2 separate regions of the Homo sapiens genome follow, and region 2 is linked to region 1. The links are chromatin loops, found by intact Hi-C in ENCODE. Cell type or tissue: A673. All regions are shown on one strand. Each heading gives the region's core, and the rest is flanking DNA. Links, peaks and the distances in the headings are about the cores only.

The links. Hi-C counts contacts between places; a loop is a spot of excess contacts. Peaks named below come from ENCODE experiments on the same cell type or tissue, not always from the same donor. Only the 100,000 strongest peaks of a DNase experiment are listed, where the experiment ranks them.
Region 2: a loop joins it to region 1, with 2.4 times the contacts of the local background. A loop is called at or near these places in 33 of 110 quality-filtered maps.

Annotation. Positions count from the first base shown.
Region 1 is chr22:37,313,812-37,324,206 of GRCh38, forward strand. LOC105373024 (a long non-coding RNA gene) reads right to left here. Exons shown (of 4, transcript XR_938232.3): 2 at 3,581-3,694. CYTH4 (cytohesin 4) reads left to right here. Exons shown (of 13, transcript NM_013385.5): 13 at 1-1,530. Among named protein-coding and RNA genes, the nearest start is that of CYTH4, 37 kb to the left of the region's middle. RefSeq lists an enhancer at 4,123-4,980. In A673, for the core only: a CTCF peak has its summit at 3,213 (motif pointing right); a DNase peak (open chromatin) is centred at 3,220.
Region 2 is chr22:37,562,342-37,572,736 of GRCh38, forward strand. CDC42EP1 (CDC42 effector protein 1) reads left to right here. Exons shown (of 3, transcript NM_152243.3): 2 at 3,731-4,471; 3 at 5,767-7,064. The coding sequence starts at 4,009. The coding sequence ends at 6,479. It overlaps LGALS2 (galectin 2), which reads right to left. Exons shown (of 4, transcript NM_006498.3): 2 at 9,508-9,590; 3 at 8,235-8,394; 4 at 7,907-8,071. The coding sequence ends at 7,922. Among named protein-coding and RNA genes, the nearest start is that of CDC42EP1, 7.1 kb to the left of the region's middle. RefSeq lists enhancers at 1-596, 1,124-1,624, 1,625-2,125, 5,483-6,134, 7,101-7,395 and 4 more and a cis regulatory region at 7,209-7,222. In A673, for the core only: CTCF peaks have their summits at 5,152 (motif pointing left) and 5,362; a DNase peak (open chromatin) is centred at 5,140.

The sequences.
Region 1 (10,395 bases), core at 2,057-4,556:
CTGCAACTTCTCTTCTCTCTGGACTTCGGTGTCCTCGGCTCTGAAGGCGCTCTCTGCACTTAGATGCTGTCAGCCCTCAACGTAGGAGGGGCCGTGGGGTCCCTAAGTGATTCTTCTCCCTGGCAAGGCTCTTCCTTTTCAGGGATATCTCTGCCAACCCCTCCCCTGTCCTCGGGTTGGGCTTGGCCCTCTCTGCCTGAGAGAGCTCAGCACACACACAGCTCAGACCCACGGACAGGACCCCGGGACAGAACCCCGGGAGCACTGCCCTAGGAGCCCGGACCCCACGAGCTCAGTCCCAGCTCTGCCTCTGACTCGCTGTGTGCCCTCTGCCAAGTCATGCCCATTCTCTAGTTCTTGCAAAACTGCAGTGTTTGGACTAGAAACGTATTGGCCCCTGCTAGCCCTGTGCTCCAGCTTCCAGCTGGAGATGGCAGCCGTTGTTTGCGGAGCCCAGGCTGACTCCGGATTCAACGTTGCTGGGGAGAGAAAAGCAGTATAGACTCCACCTTCCAGGATGTCCATTTCGGGGAGAGGAGCAGGTGGGACCCTCAAGAAAATGACGGAGAACATCCCAGACAGATGGGACTCAAGCAGGATGGGTGCTATATCCAAGAAGCCAAGAAGGGAGAGTTTCGTGCACTGTGGTTAACAGGAGGGCTGCCTGGAGGCAGTGGCTGAGCCAGAAAGTAACACAGAGCTCATGCTTGGAGAGAGAGAGTCTTGGCCATGGCTTTCCTGCAAGACCACTGACGAGCAGTCCCATGGTGATAAAGGGCAGCCCGGCGGGTCCCAGCATCTCGAGACCCTCTGCAGAAGTATTATCAGAGTAGAGCTGACTTCCAGTACCCGGGCAGCCAGCTCTGTCTCCAGGGAGGCCTGGCCTGGAGGAGGAGTCCACTAACAGGAAACACTTCTCACCCCCTCACACAGGCCCAGGGGAGCCCCTGGAGGGAAATTCCTTGGCAGGGGAACAGGAAATGTGGCCGCCTCTGCCCCACTGCCAGCCTGAGTGGGCAAGGAAGCAGGTGGATCCCCCAGAAGGAACCGCAGCTCGCGAGGCACCTCTCCTCGTCCCCACCCACCCCCACATTTGCACACCTTCCACAGGGTCAGGATGGAGTAGCTGCCTTGCGAGGTGGTGAGACTCCTGTCTCTGGAGGTCTGCAAGCACTGGTAGTGATATTGCAGCAGACAAGGTCTGGGTTGGGCGTCTGCAGGAGGACACCTTGTGGGACATCTGAGGACATCCGCAGATTCTTGTCAGCCTGTGAACTAGGCCCTGCCTCTGTCACCTCATTGGTCCATGAAGGAGCAGCCAGGGGTGGTGGAAGGAGCACTGGGCTAGGGGTCAGGGGTCAGAGATTCTGTCCTGCTCCTGGGATGCACTGGCTACTCCCTTAGTCTACTCCCTTCCCCTCTCTGGTCCTCAGCTTCCTCCATCATGGAGGAGATGGGATCATGGATTTTCTGGGCATAAGTGGCTGTTCTGGGAGTCATTCCAAAGAGAGAATAAAACTCCTGATCCAACTCGTGAGTGGGCTCTGTCCTCTCTGTGACTGCGGCTGCCACCTTGACCCCACCGGGCCCTCCACCTCCGTCCCTTTCCCAGTGGAGGGCAGGAGGGCCAGGCAGGGAGGCTGGTCACTCAGAGGGCCCTACGACCCCATCCCCGGAACACTGGCACAGGAGCCATCCCCAGGGGCTGGACAGCCAATGGGGCTTCCACAGAGCAGGTGCAGGCAAGCTGGTTCTGACAAGCCCAGGGAAAGGCAAAAGGACTTTCCAGCAGGCAATGCTGTCTAACGATAGAAAGAGCCGCTGCCGGTCAGGCGTGGTGGCTCACGCCTGTAATCCCAACACTCTGGGAGGCCGACGTGGGAGGATCACTTGAGGTCAGGAGTTCGAGACCAGCCTGGCCAACATGGTGAAATCCCGTCTCTATTAAAAATACAAAAATTAGCTGGGCGTGGTGGTGGGTGCCTATAGTCCCAGCTACTCAGGAGGCTGAGGCAGGAGAATTGCTTGAACCTGGGAGGCGGAGGTGTCATTGAGCCCAGATGGTGCCACTGCACTCCAGCCTGGGTGACAGAGCAAGACTCCATCTCAAAAGAAAAAAAGAGCCAGGCGTGGTGGCTCACGCCTGTAATCCCAGCACTTTGGGAGGCTAAGGCGGGCAGATCACCTGAAGTTAGGAGTTCGAGACCAGGCTGGCCAACCTGGTGAGACCCCCCGTCTAAAAATACAAAAAATTAGCCAGGCGTGGTGGTGCAAGCCTGTAATCCCAGCTACTTGGGAGGCTGAGGCAGGAAAATTGCTTGAATCTGGGAGGTAGAGGTTGCAGTGAGCCGAGATCATGCCACTGCACTCTAGCCTGGGCAACAGAGTGAGACTCTGTCTCAAAATAAAAAGAAAGGAAGGAAGGAAGGAGCGGGGAGGGAGAGAGACAGACAGACAGACAGACAGAAAGAGAGAGAGAGAAAGAGCCTGCTGCCACGGGAGGTGAGTAGAATGTTCCCCGTTGCTGGAGGAGTGCAAGCACTGCTGCTCCAAGGATCACTTGGTGGGTAACGGAGGAGCTTGAATTCAATAACCTTCATTTATTTGTACATCCCACAAATGTTTATGGAGCACCTACGTTGTGCCAGGCACTGTCCCAGACACTGGTACAACAAGGCCGAATCCCTGCCTGCATGGGGCTCACATCCCTGCAGTACTGAACACACGCTGTTCCAGAGGACGCAGAGCAGGCAGTGGAGGGCTGGGCTGGGCTGGGCTGGGCAGAGGGCAATCCGGGGAGGCTTCTCTGAGGAGGGTGCTCAAGTATTGGCAGCCAGGCTGGGGACAGGACACGCACCTGATAATGCAGTGAGCTCACTTCATGTCTGCCCCACACTGAACTGTGAGCTCCTTGTGGGCCAGACCTTGCACATACTCAGAGTGCCCAGCACACAATAGGTGCACAATAACTGCTAGTTCACCTGAAGTTAACTGATAAAAGGCCCTCTGGGTCTCAGCATCAGCAGGTGCAAATGTCCAGAGGCCTAGAGAGCTATGAGAACGTTGGTGCCTCCAGGAGATGCAGGAGTACCTGGAGAGGCCACATCACAAGCCAGGAGCATGGAGAGCTGGGCTCTGACTCACTGGCCCCCTGAGTCTCTCCAGGGCATGTCTGCTCACCTTCCTGCCATTCTGCCACTCCTCACTCTGGTCAGCAGGGGGCTCCCACCACACGTGGATAAGAGGTTTCAACGCTGCAGTCAGAATGGCTGGACTGGCTGCACAGGGCTGGACAGGGCTGGACGGGGCTGGACAGGGCTGACTGGCTGTCCCTTGCAGGGACGGGGTCTCTGTCCGGAGTAGAGCCCTGGCCTGGACGTCCTAAAGGGGGAGACATCTGGTCTATCAGGGCCCAAGGGCTCGAGCAGCCCAGTAGACACCCATGGACACAAACAAGCATGGGCCTCCCCGCCACTCGTGCTGGGCACAGTCACCCCTGCTGGGGCTGGCATTGGGCCTGGCACTGGGAGATTCGCGCACTCTTGCTTTCTGGCTGTGGGGCCCCGAACGAGTTGCTTACCCTCTCTGGTTGGAATTTTCCTCCCTGAGAGGTTGGGCCAGGTGAGTTCCATGATGCAAACCTTGAAGGGAGACTTCCACATGCAACAGGCACCGCTGCAACACAGCTCCTGCCCTGGAAGGGATGGCGGGGGAGGAAGATGAGCAGGTACCACGAAAGCCATTACTGTGTCAGGGCACGGGGCGGGGGGGTGACGTAGCCGTCAGAGCCACCCAGAGGGCCATGGTGAAGGCTCACCTCTACCCTGTGCCTTAAGCAGGTTTCCTAAGCTCTCTGAGCCTCAGGTTTCCCATCTATAAAATGGAAATAATTAAATATATGTAAAATGCTAACAACAGCGTTAGGCAGCTCCTGGGACGTTACATGCTACTATTATTATGGTCACAAGGCAGACTGTGGGCATGCATTCATGGAGCTACAAAAACATGGAATTGGGGCCATTTGAGGGGGAAAGATTCATGTGGGCAGTGGGGTAGTGGGGGAGATCTGGGAAGACTTCTTGGAAGAGGTGTGCTCAGGAAAGATAAGCCAAGTGGAGGTCTGAGCCTTCCAGCCAGTGGGGCCAGTAGGAGACAGGACAAGGAGGGCAGGTCGAGGCAAGGTATTTCTGGAACTCCCCTGGGCCCCAAACACAAGCCCCAGTGAGTCAAAAGAATGCAAGGTTGAGGGAGGCTGGGTGCTGGCTGGGACTGAGCTGCGTGCACAGTGCAGGATCCTTGCAGCTCTGGGGCTGCAGCTTTGGCCGCATGAAGCTCTGAGGGGGCATTCAGTAATGTGGCTGCTGAACGGAGACATCCCAGCCTGAGGGAGGACTAGCTTGGCACAGAAGGCTCTGGGTTGGAATAGGCCAGGGCAGCGGGGCTTGGAGAAGGCAGAGTGGGCCCCTGCCAGGTACCTGGGGAGGAGGAGCCCCTCCATCTTGAAGCCTGGCACACAGAGCTGCCAGGGGACAGGAGATGGGGGCAGGCAGCCCGAGTCGAGTGGCAGGTATGAAAGACCTGGAGAAATTGATTTATTAGGGACATAAAAGGAGCTAAATATGTTTGCCGGCTCAGTGATGACTCAGGCCTTCCCCAGGGGTCTGCAAGTGTGAGCATCAAAGACAGGCCTGCTCCCACCAGGACACTGCAGGCTCCAGACCCTCCTTCCCTTCAATGGGAGGACCACCTCCTACCCCAAGTGTCCTGAGAGCCTGGCCTCTGAGGGGCACCAGAGACCCAGCCACTCACTCCTGCATGCCTCCCAACTCTCCAGACTGCACCCAGAATGGCTGAAGAATGAAGCCAGAGAGTGACACACATCTGGGTCAAAATCCTGGCCTTGCCCCAAACTGCCATGTGATCCTGGCCCAGTGGGGACCCTCTCTGGACCGTCCCCGCGAGCCAGCCCCACCTCCCTCCCTGTCTGGCAATGTTGTCCCATCCCTTTTGGCTTCTTCCTGACAGCACAGCCTCCTCTGCCCAAGATCCAACAACCACCCTCCAGGAGAAAAGCCAGACTCCACAGGGCCTCTTTGGGGAGAACATGCTCTTCCCGTGGTGGTTCCAGGCCGGGCGCTGGGCTCTGGAGAAACGTGGGCGAATCTGGTCTGCAGGCAGGGCCGGCGGAGGAGGATGAAGTGACCTCGCTATGGGGACAGCGTTGGGAGCGACGGTAAGGATGAGGGAAGAGGGGCTGTGGGGCCTGGGGAGACTGGAGCACGGAGCCCCCACACAGGAGTTTGGCACATTTGAGAAGCGGTGAATTCTTTGGTGGGCCTGGAGGAGGCCTGCCTAGAACAGCTGGACTTGGAATGCAACAGAAGCGGAGACACACTGGCCAGCCTGCGTGGGTGACTTTACCAGGACGGTGACGGGGAGCCAGGAAAGGGTTCAAAGCAGGAGAGAGACGGCTGGAAGCCGTCTGGGGATAGCCCCTAGGATCGACCACTCAAGGGATGGATTAAGGAGGCTAGGTGGGCCACAGGGGGCTGGAGGAGGTGAGGGAGGAACAGAGCGGTCGCTGGACAGGAGGAAAGAGGCTTGATGGGCCTCCGGGGCTAAGACTTGTGGGAGGTGACAGCATTCCCCGAAACAGCCCAGCGAAGGGCAGGTGTGGGGAAGGAGTCGGGCGGAGGGGAGGTGAACAGGTCACACTGCGTCAGAGGGGCAGCAGGACCTCCCCGTGGACACCTTCAGCTGCGAGTTAGACAAGAGTCCTGGGCTCAGCAGAAAGCCCTTCCCACCTCCTCTTCCGCACCCTCTCACCCTCTTATCTCCTCCTCCTCTCCCCACTCCCACCTCTCCCACTTGCCCCTCCCTCCCCTGTCTGCCCGATTCCGCCCCCTCCCCTTTCTTGGCCATTTAGTCTTGGCTCAGTGGTGTGTACTGGCAGGCACCTGGGTCCTGGGGTCCACCTGCAGGCCTGGGTTCCAATCCCAGTGTGTGGGTTCTTAACAGCACGTGACCCTCAAAAGTAACCCACAAAGACCCAGGTTTGCCCTGGACACCCCGGCCCACCCCCACCATGCCCAGCATCAGTATGTCATGGCCAAAGCCGCCAACCATGGAGCACTCGCTAAGGCCAGCGCCTCCCACTACATGCTGTCTTCCAACCTTCCAGCACTCCCTAAGCAGGCGTGACTATCCCCATTTTACAGAGAAGGGCCCTCAGGCGCACTCTGGCCCAGCCAAGAAGGACCTGAGCCGGCATGGAACCAGCGCCATCTGATCTGAAACCTGTGTCAGGGCGACCACAAACTCATCATCCATAATAGCCCTTCCTATGAGTGCTGGAATCTGGATTCCAGGGGACGCCAGGACAACAGGCAGAAACCAGGACTGCTCCAGGCACCCCAAGACATAGGGTCACGGTAGAGATCAGACATATCCACAAGGTGCAGCAAGGAACTGGGGTCATTCTGGGTGGCCCTGTGGACTGGAAGAGTTGTGCCCCGTGGCTGCTTTATCCTGGAGAAGGAAAGGACAGCTGTTTCCTCCGGAGCAGATGGGGTTCAGCCACCAATTCACCCAGCGAACTTTTCTCCACGGTGAGTCTCCCCAAGTCCTACCCCAAAGTGGCACCGTGTGGACTGACACTGGATTGGGTAAACCTGGTCTACTGCACGCCGTCAGCAGATATTAGCTGTCACTGTTATATTCTTGATGGAGTCTCCCTCGAGAGGGCTGAGTTCAAGGACTCTGAACAGGACAGAACCATGGAAGGCAATGGGGGCTGTCCATGCCATCCTGCCAGCTCTCCTCCTGCAGGAAGCCCTCCCTGACCACCCCTGTCCCCGGGGCTACTTTAAGACTCCAGAGGTTTCACCATTTGGCTTTTGGTGGGCTGGCTTCGTGGTCTGGGGTTGCCAGGCTCAAAGTTTTTGTTCGGCTGCTGAACACCAAGGCCTACAAGCCCTCTCCTTTTCCATCCCTCTCAGCTTCTGTACGGGGGCCTCCAGCCCCATCCAGAAATGCCCTGGCCTAAAAAAGCACCCTGCCTGTTCTTCCATGATGAAATCAAAGGTCACAGACATTCAGGCACACGCCCTAAGTCACCCAGCACGGAGGCTCCATGAAGAAGACCGAGGCAGAAGGCGCCGGCATTTGTAGAACATACTTCATCTCATCTGATCCTCCCAGGAGCCCACAAGGTAAACAGGATTATTCCCATTTAACAGATGAGGACGTGGAGGCTCAGAGAGCTTGTGACTTGCCCAGAGTCACACGACCAGGAACAGGCATCTGATCCAATTGCTAAGGCCAGGAGGAGCCACCAGCTAGAAGGCTCCAGCAGAAGGGCAGGATTAATTCTGTGACCTTTCCAGTCCCTGTGATCCTTTGAGGCTAAAGCTTAACTCTTCTCTTTCTCCCTCCCCCAAGGGATTTTCAGTTCATAAATAAGAGCCCAGAGGGGACCAACCTTTGATCCAAAGAAATGATTTTTTCAGAAAATGTCCCCCATTTAAAAATTAATAAAACATGCTCATTGCAGAAAATTGGAAAGCGCAATGAAGAGGAAGAAAAACTTAGACCAAAAAACAAATGAGATCATGTCCTCTGTTGCAACACGGCTAGAGCTGGAGGCCATTATCCTAAGCAAACGAACATAGACAGGAGCAGAAAACCAAATACCGCATGTTCTCACGTATAAGTGGAAGCTAAATAATGAGGACACATGAATACTAGGAGAGGGACAACAGACACTGGGGCCTTCTGGAGGGTGGACAGTGGGAGGACGGAGAGGATTAGAAAAAAATACCTGGTGGGTATTATGCTTATTACCTGGGTGACAAAATTATCCGTATACCAAACTCACATGGCAGTTTATCTATATAACAAACCTGCACATGTATCCCAATCCTAAAAGTTAAAAAAAAACCTAGACCAAGAATTCCTCTACCTGATAATTTTGTAAACATTTCAGAATATTTCCAACACACCTGTTATGTCTCTGCAATGATACTGCAAATGCAGTTTTGTAACCTTAAGCCAATTTTTTTTTTTTTTCTGGAGACAGATTCTCGCTCTGTCCCTGAGGCTAGAGTGCAGTGGCACAATCTCAGCTCACTGCAACCTCCTCCTCCCAGGTTCAAGCGATTCTCCTGCCTCAGCCTCCCGAGTAGCTGGGATTACAGGCATGCACCACCACACCCGGCTAATTTTTGTATTTTTAGTAGAGGCGGGGTTTCACCATGTTGCCCAGGCTGGTCTCGAACTCCTGACCTCAAGTGATCTGCACGCCTCGGCCTTCCCAAAGTACTGAGATTGCAGGTGTGAGGCACCATGCCCGGCCTAACACTTAAGCCTTAAAACTATGAAATCCGGATGTCCACGTGTATACCAGCCAGGACAGGTTAGGTTACACTGTGGCAACAAATATCCCCAAATCTCAGTGGCTTCACACACCACAAGAGGTTATGTCTTGCTCACACCCTATGCCCTGGGATTGCAGGGTAGGGATCGGCATGGAGTCTCTGCTTATCATAGTCACTCAGGGACCTAGGCTGAGGAGGTGCCATCCTGGCATGAATTGCCAGGAGCGCTGTCTGGATGTGACATGCCACTTCCGCTCACATTGCATTGGCCAAAACATGTCACATAGCTACCTCACTGCAAGGCCAGATGAAATACCATCCTACCACCGGCCATGCAACATGGGAGGACAGTAATACTTGGGGTGTGGCACTAGTGCCGATTATAGCTAGGGTGACCAATTGTCCCCATTTTCTCAGGACCAAGGAGTTTTCCAAAATGCCGGCCTTCTTGTGCTAAAATTGGGAAAGTCCTGGGCAACCCAGGAGGACTTGTCTGCTCCTATTGTACCACGTTGTGCGGTCTTTACACACTCACTTTTCAAAACTGCACAGCAGCCATCTTTTAGATGAACCAAGGTTTCTCTCCCCAGTCCCCTATTGCTGGAGACTCAGACTGTTTCCAGTATTCCATGTTTATAAATACATTGTCTTAAATACCTCCATGGATAAAACCATGTCTACTTCTCAGTGGCTTCTCAGAGGTGCCATTGGTGGCCGTTTACAGGCTCACAATACCTGTTATCCATAGGTAATTCAAAAAGGTTGAAACAATACAATTTGCCTTCTGCAGCGAAAGCACGTACCTGCTTTCCTTACCTTCTCCTGGAGCCCAGAGCAGTCATTCTCTAATTGTAGCCTCCAGCTCACCTGGAGAGCTCCTTAAAACAGATTGCTGGTCCCTAGCGCCAGAGTTTCTGATCCACGGGGGCTGGGATGAAGCCTAACCTTTGCGTTTTTGTGTGTGTGGTTTGTTTGTGGGTTTTTTTGTTGTTTGTTTGTTTGTTTGTTTTGATGGAGTCTCGCTCTGTTGCCCAGACTGGAGTGCAGTGGTGCAATCTCGGCTCACTGCAAACTCCAGCTCCCGGGTTCAAGCGATTCTCCTGCCTCAGCCTCCTGAATAGCTGGGATTACAGGCGTGTGCCACCACACCTGGCTAAGTTTGTATTTTTAGTAGAGACCGGGTTTCTCCATATAGGTCAGGCTGGTCTTGAACTCCCGACCTCAGGTCATCCACCTGCCTCAGCCTCCCAAAGTGCTGGGATTACAGGCATGAGCCACCGCGCCCGGCCAGATGCCACCACTTTGCCACCGAACAGGTGACCCTGCTCAGCTACTCACCAGAGGTCTAACCTGGAGCAAATTATGCAATTAGCCTCTCTTAGCCTAGGTTCCTATCTGTGAATTGGAGCAGTTGGGAGGATGGACTACCAGGGTAACCATGAGTTCAGTTAAAAATAGTTACAGTTATTCAGCGGTAAATTAAATAACTTTATGTTTTAAAATATTTGTGAGTTTGAATGGAACTGCATTGATTAACATTTGTATTCCTTTCATATCTGAGTGGGAATGGACTTTCTCCCTGTGAGGGTTAAGCATTTGTGTTTCCTTTCTAGTGTGAATCATCGCTCCTGCCCTTTGCCCATTCACCTGCAGGTTTCTCTGCCTTTCCTCTCCGTCTGCCTGGGATCATTACAGAGCAAAGATAAACCCCCATGGCCGTTCTTGATTGCTAGAGATTTTTCCAAAGCTGTTGCTCACCTGTCTGCTGGGGCCATTTTTCTGGCTTACAAAGTGGCCGAATCCATCTGACTTTCCCATTTTTATTTTCTCTATCACTTTTAAGCTTAGATTGGAGCCCTTCTCCAGAATGTGACAATATAAAGGAAATGGATTTTGAATGATGAGATTTCCTGCACCTTGAGGGGTGGTGGGGGTGGGGGATCCTGGCTCAACTCAAACCCTGTGGTGGTGATAGAAGGCATAGTCAGAAACCAAGAGCCCCTCAGCACCAGGACAACCC
Region 2 (10,395 bases), core at 3,809-6,308, 250 kb after region 1:
TGGAGCCCTGCTTACTCCAGTGCCAGGTGAGGCACACCTGATGGCCAGCAGTGCCCTGTGGTTGGCAGCAAGTGCCACGTGGCTGCCACCGGGGTCCCTGGAATGAGAGATGTTAGTGTAAAGGTGTCAGATTTGAACCCATGGCTGCCCTGCTCCAGTATCTGAGGGTTTCATTACATTTTCTACCCTTGCAACTCCCCTGGGAGGGGAACTGCCTGGTGTGCTGTTCCGTTTTCCACATGGGAAGACCGGGTCCCAATACCCTGCCCTCAGCTCCACAGCGCTGCAGAGTCTCTCGACCGCAGTAGGCAGGGTAGTGTGAGGGGTGGGTACTATTGGGGGGGTGCCCAGAAACATTTGAAAGATGGGATCATCGCAAGATTGGGGAGGAAGCTGGTCCCCCAAGTCAAAAGTGACCATGGGGGTTCAGGGGGGAGGAGCCCCTTTTGCTGGGAGATGAGGTGCTGCCTCAAGAAGTCAGGGAGGCCAGGTGTGGTGGTTCACACTTGTAATCCCAGCACTTTGGGAGGCTGAGGCAGCAGGATGGCTTGAGTTCAGGAATTTGAGACCAACCTGGGCAATGGAGTGAGACCCTGTCCTTACAAAAAGTGGAAAAACTTAGCTGAGCATGGTGGTATGTGCCTGTAGTCCCAGCTACTCAGGAGGCTGAGGTGGGAGGATCGCTTGAGCCTGGGAGTTCGAGGCTGCAGTTAGCTGTGATGGAGCCACTGCACTCAGCCTGGGTGACAGAGTGAGACCCTGCCTCAAAAAAGAAAAAAAAAAAAGTCAGGGAGCTGGGGTGGGAGCAAGTGGGTAAGGCCACATGGCAGACCCTTCTACAGGACATTGTACAGAGGAACACCCTTCCCGCTCCCATTCCTTCCCCCAGAGATGCATCCTTAATCCCTGCTGAGCAGGGAAACTTGGCCCTGCCATGAACCTGTCACTTAACCTTGGACAGGTCTCCCTTCCCTCCGAACCTCAGTGCTGCCTGTCAAATAGGCCACGCTGCGGCTTTGCAGGGTTGTTGGAGAATCAGATGACATCATGTAATGGTTGGCCAACTGTGGATCGCTTCAGAACTTCAGCAAACATTCCACGAGGACTTCTCGGTGCCGGGGGTGCCAGGGAGGGAAGAAGATGATTCAGAAGTTCCCCCCCACGAGGGGGAGGAGTTAGGGTTGGGGGAGGATCAGATGGTGGGAAGGGAAGAGAATGTAGTCAGAAAACAAAGCAAGCTTTGTCCTATTGGCTTCTTTGTTCTTATCTTGTTATTTAACCTATTTTGAATTTCAAATAACATTAGAAGGGCAGTATTGAGATTTCTATGCTTGGAGGTGGCAGCAATGGTTTTAAAAAAGGAAGAAGGCTGAGCCGCAGACATAGGTGTTCTTAAGGATCATTATTGACTTTTATCAGCTGAGGTCCCAGGTCTGTGTAGGTAAGTGACTTGCCCAAGGTCACATTGTGAGGACACAGAGCCCAGCCTGCCCTCCCACTCTCAGAAGGGGCCAGGGTGATGTTTTGGCATGCAGGTTATCATGGAGATCTGTGATTCAGCTGGCATTGATTTGGCACTTGTTAAGTGCAGAGCCCAAGCTAGATGCCCAAGGGAGAAAGGCAGGAAAATCCAGGCGGCCTCCCCACCCTCCAAGTGCATTGCCGATCTCGGGAGGCGAGACTGGGCTCCACAAGCCAGTCAAGGGCTTATGTGAGTCAGAGGCTCTGAGTTCAAGTCTCAACTAGCTCTGTGGATCTGACCTCTAGCCAGCTTTGCCCTCAGTGGGCCACAGGAAAAGCATAGGATCACAGGTGCGCTCTAGCCTGGACTTTGTATGACACTAGAAGGAAAGGGGTCAGAACAAGAGATGCTTAGAGAAGCTGGAGCAGGGGAGGATGTGTGTGTGTGTATGGTGGGGGTGGGGAATCAGGAAGGAGAGATGCACAAGAAATAGCTTTTGGCACCAGCTGAGCTTTTTCCAAAGCTTGCTCCCTGACAGCAAGGCTCCTACGTCAGTTTGACAAACTGTGATAAAGTCTTTTCCTGCGGGCCTTCTCAGAGACTTGAATATGCTCACGCATGGAGGAGGCAGCTGGAAAAAGCCACTTTTGACCACAGGATCCTTATTCCAGGAAGCTCCTTGAAGGTGGATGGTTCAGAGGAACCTCTGCTCTGGCTGTTTACCCAGCTTCACAAAGCTTTGGTGAGGTGTCTGCTCCCTCCTGGCTTCGCTGCGTGGCAGAGATTTTAATGCACAGAGAAGGGAGGTGACTTACTCAGTTACTCAGCAGGAGGCAGTGTAGCCTGGGGCTCCAGGGCTCTGGGATGTGGGGCCTGTTTCACCATTTCTTACTACGTAGCCTCAGGCAAGTTACGTCACTTTGTGCCTCAGTTTCCCCTCTCTAATCTCATGCTGCCCTCAGGAGTAATGTTTTTGTTGTTGTTGTTGTTTGTGAGACGGAGTCTCGCTCTGTCGCACAGGCTGGAGTGCAGTGGCGCAATCTCGGCTCACTGCAACCTCTGCCTCCCGGGTTCAAGCAATTCTCCTGCCTCAGGCTCCTGAGTAGCTGGGATTACAGGCGCCCGCCACTACGCCCAGCTAATTTTTTGTATTTCTGGTAGAGACGGGGTTTCACCATGTTGGCCAGGCTGGTCTCTAATTCCTGACCTCGTGATCCACCCGCCTTGGCCTCCCAAAGTGCTGGGAATACAGGCGTGAGCCACCGCGCCCAGCCCCTCAGGAGTATTGTATGGGTTTAAACGATGAGGCGGGTGAGGTCTTGGCACTTAGTAAGTGCTTCATAAGTGGGCCCTGCAGAATAAGTGCTTTCTTTTTTTTTTCCTTTTTTTTTTTTTTTTTTTTGAGACAAGGTCTTGCTCTGTCTCCCAGACTGGAGTGCAGTGACACAATCATGGCTCATTGCAGCCTTGACCTCCTAGGCTCAAAGGATCCTCCCTTCTTAGCCTCCTGAGTAGCTAGGACCACAGGCATACACCACCACACCCAACTAATTTTTTTAAAATTTTTTTGTAAAAACCAGGTCTCATTATGTTGCTCAGACTTAGAATGAGTGAATGAGTGCTTCTATTTTTTCCTGATACATGGCTTAAGTGTATAGCTCAATGAATTATTTGTCCCCTATTCAGTCAGTACCTGCTCAGAGGCTGCCATCATTCTGATTGCTAATAGCATCAATTGGTTTTGCCTGTTACTGAACTTCCTTGTTTTTTTTTTTTTTTTTTTTTTTTTTTTTGAGACGGAATGTTGCTCTTGTTGCCGAGGCTGGAGTGCCGTGATGTGATCTTGGCTCACTGCAACCTCTGCCTCCAAGGTTCAAGTGATTCTCCTGCCACAGCTTCCTGGGTAGCTGGGATTACAGGTGCGCACCACCACGTCCGGCTAAGTTTTGTATTTTTAGTAGAGACGGGGTTTCTCTATGTTGGCCAGGCTGGTCTCGAACTCCTGACCTCAGGTGAGCCACCCACCTCAACCTCCCGAAGTGCTGGGATTACCAGCATGAGCCACCGCACCCGGCTGTGTTCTTGAACTTTCTATACACAGACTCACTTGGGTCCCCGTGTGCCTAGCTTCTGCCCCGCGTCAGTTGGAGGCCTCCATCCGTGTAGTTGGGTGTGATCATCTATCCTCTTCAGCTGCTAATGTTTGGACCCCGGATTTCCTCCTCTGTCGCGGGCCTGCCGTCACCGCCCATTCTGTCTTCCTTCCAGGTCTCCACCTCTGGGCAGGAGAGTTGCCGACCACCTCGGGGGTGCTTTCTCTGCGCTTGAACATCTATAGCTGCTTCTGAGGGGCTGGGAGCCGGGCCCCTGGGAGAGACGAGCCATGAACCCCCCACAGCCTCTGCATTTGGGGACCTCACCTTAGGAGAGTGCCATTTACAGCTTCCGCCAGGGCAAAGGAGCTGAGCAGCCATCCCAAGCCCAGCCCACCTCCCTCCCCCGGCCCCTGGTAGGCATGGACTAGCAGCTGTGAGCAGCCAGAGCTGATGCCCGGCCCCCAGGGGGGCAGAGGCGCCGCCACCATGAGCCTGGGCAAGCTCTCGCCTGTGGGCTGGGTGTCCAGTTCACAGGGAAAGAGGCGGCTGACTGCAGACATGATCAGCCACCCACTCGGGGACTTCCGCCACACCATGCATGTGGGCCGTGGCGGGGATGTCTTCGGGGACACGTCCTTCCTCAGCAACCACGGTGGCAGCTCCGGGAGCACCCATCGCTCACCCCGCAGCTTCCTGGCCAAGAAGCTGCAGCTGGTGCGGAGGGTGGGGGCGCCCCCCCGGAGGATGGCATCTCCCCCTGCACCCTCCCCGGCTCCACCGGCCATCTCCCCCATCATCAAGAACGCCATCTCCCTGCCCCAGCTCAACCAGGCCGCCTACGACAGCCTCGTGGTTGGCAAGCTCAGCTTCGACAGCAGCCCCACCAGCTCCACGGACGGCCACTCCAGCTACGGTGAGGGCCTGGGCCATCTTGGCCCACTTTTCAGAGGCTGAGGCTGAGGCCCAGAGGGGTTCAGTGGCTCCTCCAAGCTCCAAGTGAGCTCCAAGTGACCACAGAGGTCAGGCCCAGACCCCACATCATGGATGGGGAGGGGGTGCAGTGGTGGGAACAAGCTGACTCCCCAAAACACCTGAGGTTGAGAGTGAGGAGGTGGAGTTTGAATTCTAGCTGCCCCTCACTTGCTGTGTGACCTGGGCAAGCACATCCCCCTCTCTGGGCCTTAGCTGAACCAGTCACCCACCCATTCTTGCCCCCTTCAACCAAAGCCTTCCCCTCATGTCGGAATGATATCATGGAGAGGTGAAGGGCCTGGGCTCTAGATTCCAATCCAGTTCTGCCTGAATTTCAGGAAGTCAGTTGACCTCTATAAGTTCAAGTCCTCGCCTGGATAATGAGTCTCTCGGGGTCATTGCTAAGATTCAGTGCCAGGAGAGGCGCAGGGGGGCTGATACTTAGTAGGTGCTCAGGACACTGGAGCTGTTGTTATCTGAACTTGGTTTCCTGTAACTCGACAAATTTGGGAAACCACTCACAGGAACCGCAAGCCACAGGCCTTCCTGCCCAGCCAGAAGTGCCACCTTGGCCGTTCGGTCAGAGCTCACCTGAGAACCATGGGCCCCTGCTGCCACCTGGTGGCCACTCCCTGCCTTGCGGGAGTGGCTCTAACACCCCTGCCCCAGGCGGCTGCTCAGAACCGCACTGAGGACTGGTCCACAGAAACCCGATTCTGTCTCAGGTCTGTAGTCCTGGAAGCAGGGGCTGGACATGTCTGTCCTTCATTTCTATACAGTCAGACCCTGATTGCTGGTCCCATCCTGTGTCCACAAACCAGCTCACGTGCTATGGGTTCACCTGCAGCCATCGGCCAGCGTCATGGCAGGGAGCCGGTGGCCATGGCTGAGGTCACAGTTGGGACTGAGAGGAGATTTGAGCTCCAGACTTGATTCCACCTCGTCAGACTTCTATGGCCTTGGGCTAGCTCCTTCGCCCCATCCCAAACTGAGCCTCACTTTCCCCATCTGCATAATGGAAATGAGGATAATGATGATTTTCAGCTTTCGGGGTAGACAGGAAGATCACACAGGTGACCATGGAGTGTATTCTATTGGAAAGATGGGAGAAACCGAGGCCAGAGAGGGGAGGGACTAGCCAGAGGCCACACAGCAAGCCAGGACTGGTCCTGTCTCCCCTCCTGAATTCCTGGTGAGGGACCCCAGCTCTGAGCCCACTGCCCATTTCTCTTCTAGGCCTGGACTCTGGGTTCTGCACCATCTCCCGCCTGCCCCGCTCGGAAAAGCCGCATGACCGAGACCGGGATGGTTCCTTCCCCTCTGAGCCCGGGCTTCGCCGCTCTGACTCTCTCTTGTCCTTCCGCCTGGACCTCGACCTTGGGCCCTCACTCCTCAGCGAGCTGCTAGGGGTCATGAGCCTCCCAGAAGCCCCTGCAGCTGAGACTCCAGCCCCCGCTGCAAACCCCCCAGCCCCTACTGCAAACCCCACGGGTCCTGCTGCAAACCCCCCAGCCACTACTGCAAACCCCCCAGCGCCTGCTGCAAACCCCTCAGCACCTGCCGCAACCCCCACGGGTCCTGCTGCAAATCCCCCAGCCCCTGCCGCAAGCTCCACACCCCATGGACACTGTCCCAATGGGGTAACAGCTGGGTTGGGCCCAGTGGCTGAGGTGAAGTCCAGCCCAGTGGGAGGGGGTCCCCGAGGACCTGCTGGCCCTGCCCTCGGCAGGCACTGGGGAGCAGGCTGGGATGGCGGCCACCACTACCCAGAGATGGATGCGCGGCAGGAGCGGGTGGAGGTGCTGCCCCAAGCCCGGGCCTCCTGGGAGAGCCTGGACGAAGAGTGGAGGGCGCCCCAGGCAGGCAGCAGGACCCCAGTGCCCAGCACAGTGCAAGCAAACACCTTTGAATTTGCGGATGCTGAGGAGGATGATGAGGTCAAGGTGTGAGGGGCTGGGGCACGGTCCCAGGGCCCCACCTAGGTGCAGAGCCGGCCCCTCACCTAACAGCTGGTTCCTACCAGACCGGAGAGGGGAGAAGTCATGTTGCCCCTAAACCCCTCCCCACCTCTGCAGGACAGACATGGGAGGGAGGACAGGGAAGGCCAGGCTTGCTCTGGGACTTTTATGCTCCCAGAGGCCCTGCCAAACTGACCACCTCCCCCGACTGCCACTCTGGACCTAATAGCTGTTCCTTAGGCCCCACTCCATGCCACCCCCACCAGCTGGAGGACCCAGCCTCACAGTGTGTCCTTTGTGCCAGACCAAGCGGCCCGTGGGGGGTGGGGGGCAGGGAGTGTACCACACAGGGCCATTGTCTCACCTCCCAAAGGGACCGCCTGCCCCCAGCTCATCCCAGAGCGTCCCTGCTGCAACCCTGACAGCCGTCTCCCAGGCCGCTTCCCCAACATCCCCGCCCCAGCCTCCCTCTTACCCCAGAAAGGTCAGGTATGACCTCCCGGGGAGGAATCCCACCTGCCTGTATACCCCAGACTTGCCTCTGGGGCCTGATTAAATAAGGCTGTTTTGATAAAAGGTGTCCTGCAAGATGCTTGGGGACCTGGGACAACAGCATCAGCTCTGTCTGCTTCAGTCCCCTCCCCTCCAGGGAGTTTAGAAAGCCAAGGATCCCCCATCAAGGCCCCCAGCAGGGAAGGGAAGTGGACGCGCCAAGGGGAGGGTAATGAGTAACCAGGCTGGAACGCCCCTGAGATAAGAGGCCCAGGTGGGAGCCCTTATCTGCAGTTCCGGGAACAGCCCCTGGCCCAGGTGCCTGGGACTCGTGTCTGCCCCATAATCCCACAGGGCAGCATGGCATTTGCTCTGGCGATAGTGGGGGCAAGTAGACAGAAGCAAGTGCGTAGGACTGTTGGGAGCATGTCTCAGCCTCCCAACATGGCAGCCGGGTGTCCTCATATCTGTTTCCTCCTCAGTATTATGAAAATGCCAGGAGCATTAAAATGCACGGAAAGAGAAATGCCCTCCTTAGGTATCGGAAGACCGGTTAAATTTAGCCACAAACAGCTAACGTGAGGTGGTGCACTCCCTGTCACTACAGGTATGCAACCAGAGGATGTGTGGCAGGAGGCAGGATCACTACGGGACCTCAGGATCCCTGAGAGCAGGACATTCTGGATCATGGGGTGCCTTCATTCAGAGGTCCTCAGACCAGGGGTATCCCATGTTTTTGTAAACTTGAGGGACCCAAGAGAGAAAGGAGTCACAAGCCACAGTTCTTGCCACAGGAAGACTCGATAAAAACAGATTATTTTGTTTGCTTTTAGCCCTGGGGCAGGAACTGCAGGTAGGGATAGGGGAACACACCCAAGCTCTGTTGATCCTGGTGTGACTCGGAAGAAGAACCAGGACAGAGAATCTCGGCTGGAAGTCTTTTATTCTTTTAACTTGAAAGAGGACATGTTGAACCCGCCCCTTACGCTCAGGTAGCTCAGGTGGCTGTGACCCAGCCTGTTGGGAAAAGTCAGCTCGTGCCCATCTGGCAGCTTCACCTTGAATTTGTCACTCTCAAAGGTCACTGTGAACTGTGGGGAGGGAGGGTGTCAAGGAGGCAGGAGGCCCTGGAAATGGGCCAGGGCAGTGCCTGATGGCTCAAACAAGGCCAGCACCTGTGTCCAGGCCAGGCTCTCTTCCATCTGGGCCCTCCCCTTGACATCACCCCAGTGCCCTTTCCCCCTTTGACCTCACCTTGACCTCTGACCCTGGGCTGAAGCACAGGTGATCTTCCCGTTGTTCTTGCCCCCAGTTGCTGCCGTCCAATGAGTTGCAGACAATGGTGGATTCGCTGAAGCGAGGGTTGAAATGCAGGTTCAGCTTGTCTGTCCCCTGGCCCAGATTAATTACAAAGCTGCAGGAGAAGGGGTAGCAGGTGAGGTTCAGGGCTCAGGCCTGGATAAAGCAGCTTGGGTTGGAGGACCTTGGTTGACCACAAGCTGGAAGAATCAAAGCTTGTGTTAGTTGAGATCTGTGCCTTAAAACAAGGGAGGTAACAACCTGCTCAGACTTAGCACTGTGGTAGCACATTCCATTTGGAGCAGGGATCACGCTGTTGAGAGAAGGGTAACTGATAGTGACAGCTTCGGGAATTGGGGGTGGCTCTCCTGGGAGAGAGAAATGCTATCTCTTAGATATCTGAAGACCTATTAAATTTAGCCACCAGCAGCCAACCTAAGGTGGTGAGCTCCCTGTCACTATGGGTGTGCAACCGGGGTTGTATGACTTCTTGGCAAGATCACTACAGGAGCCTGGGCTAGACCTGCAGGGTTCCTGAAAGTGGGGCATTCTGGGTCATGGGGTGTCTTCATTTGGGAGTCTCAGACCAAGGGTATCACACATTTTGACAAACTTGAGGGACCCAAGTAGGAGAAATAAGTCACTTTTCCCTTAGCTCCTATGGCATGCACCTGCCCGCCCCCTCTCTAACCAAAAGTAGATAAAGCACAGTTCCAAGATGCGCTGACATGTTCTGCAGGCGAGAGAGCCTTTCGCTGGACTGTGACTCACGGAGGTGGTGAGGCCGCTGGTTCTAACCAAGAGGATGCCAGCGAGACCACTCAGCCTCCCCTGGTGGCTGCCCTGGTTTAATGCTCATGAAATGCCAGCCTGTGGCCATTCTGCTGGGTAAAGAGGGTGGTGTCTCTGGGGATTTGGGCGTTCCCTAGAGGCACCTGCCCCGCAGGGGGCCAGACAGAGTTCCAGGGGCTTCTCCACCTGCCCCTTCAATGGCTGTTGGGGCAAAAGAATAGAGCATATGGCATCAACTCTGAAATTCTGCAGGTCCCCAAACCTAGCCTCAGACATGAAGTGGGGGCCAGCAGGGGTGTGGGGAGAAGGGTGTGAAAAAGGGCCCATTGGCCTGACGTCCCTCTTGCCTGAGCACTTCACAGGGCTGCCCTGCCTGCCCCACCCGCCCTGCCTATTCCGGGCCTGCAGACTCCCCCAACCCTGAAACCTTGCTCACCCATCAGTGCCATCGGCGATGCTGCCTGTGATCTTCAGGGTTGACCCCGGCTTCATGTCCATGTTCTTAACCTCAAGTTCCCCCTGGGCCAACAGAGAAACATTCCACTCGAGTCCCCACAGAAAATCAATCCCACACTTGCCCAGCAGCTTCATCCACCTCATGCCAACCCAGCTGCAGGTCTCAATCCCCCTGCCCACGTGAGGACGCAGGAGACCACCAAGCTGGAAAGTGGCAGAGCCAGAGCGCTCTGATCAAGGCCTCCCAGAGCTTCCCCACTCCCTGCCCTGTTTTGCTCTTATCCACCCCAACCCGAAGAGGCACAGGACGGAGGCTCAGTTTGCCCATCTATGAAATGGGCAGAGTGCTTCCTGCCCAGTTCCGCAAAGTGTTCAAGTGATGAAATCACGCTGCCCTCAGCAGAACCCCAGAAACAAAAATATGATATGGAAAATGACTGTATCAGAGGCACAAGATCTTGGCCCACCCAAAACTAAATCTGGCCAGGTGCAGGGGCTCACGCCTGTAATCCCAGCATTTTGGGAGGCCGAGGCGGGCTGATCACCTGAGGTCAGGAGTTAGCAACCAGCCTGGGCAACATGGTGAAACCTCGTCTCTACTAAAAATAAAAAAATTGGCCGGACGCGGTGGCTCACACCTGTAATCCCAACACTTTTGGGAGGCCGAGGCGGGCGGATCACGAGGTCAGGAGATCGAGACCATCCTGGCTAACATGGTGAAACCCCATCTCTACTAAAAATACAAAAAGTTAGCCGGGTGTGGTGGCAGGTGCCTGTAGTCCCAGCTACTCGGGAGGCTGAGGCAGGAGAATGGTGTGAACCCGGGAGGCGGAGCTTGCAGTGAGGTGAGATCGCGTCACTGCCCTCC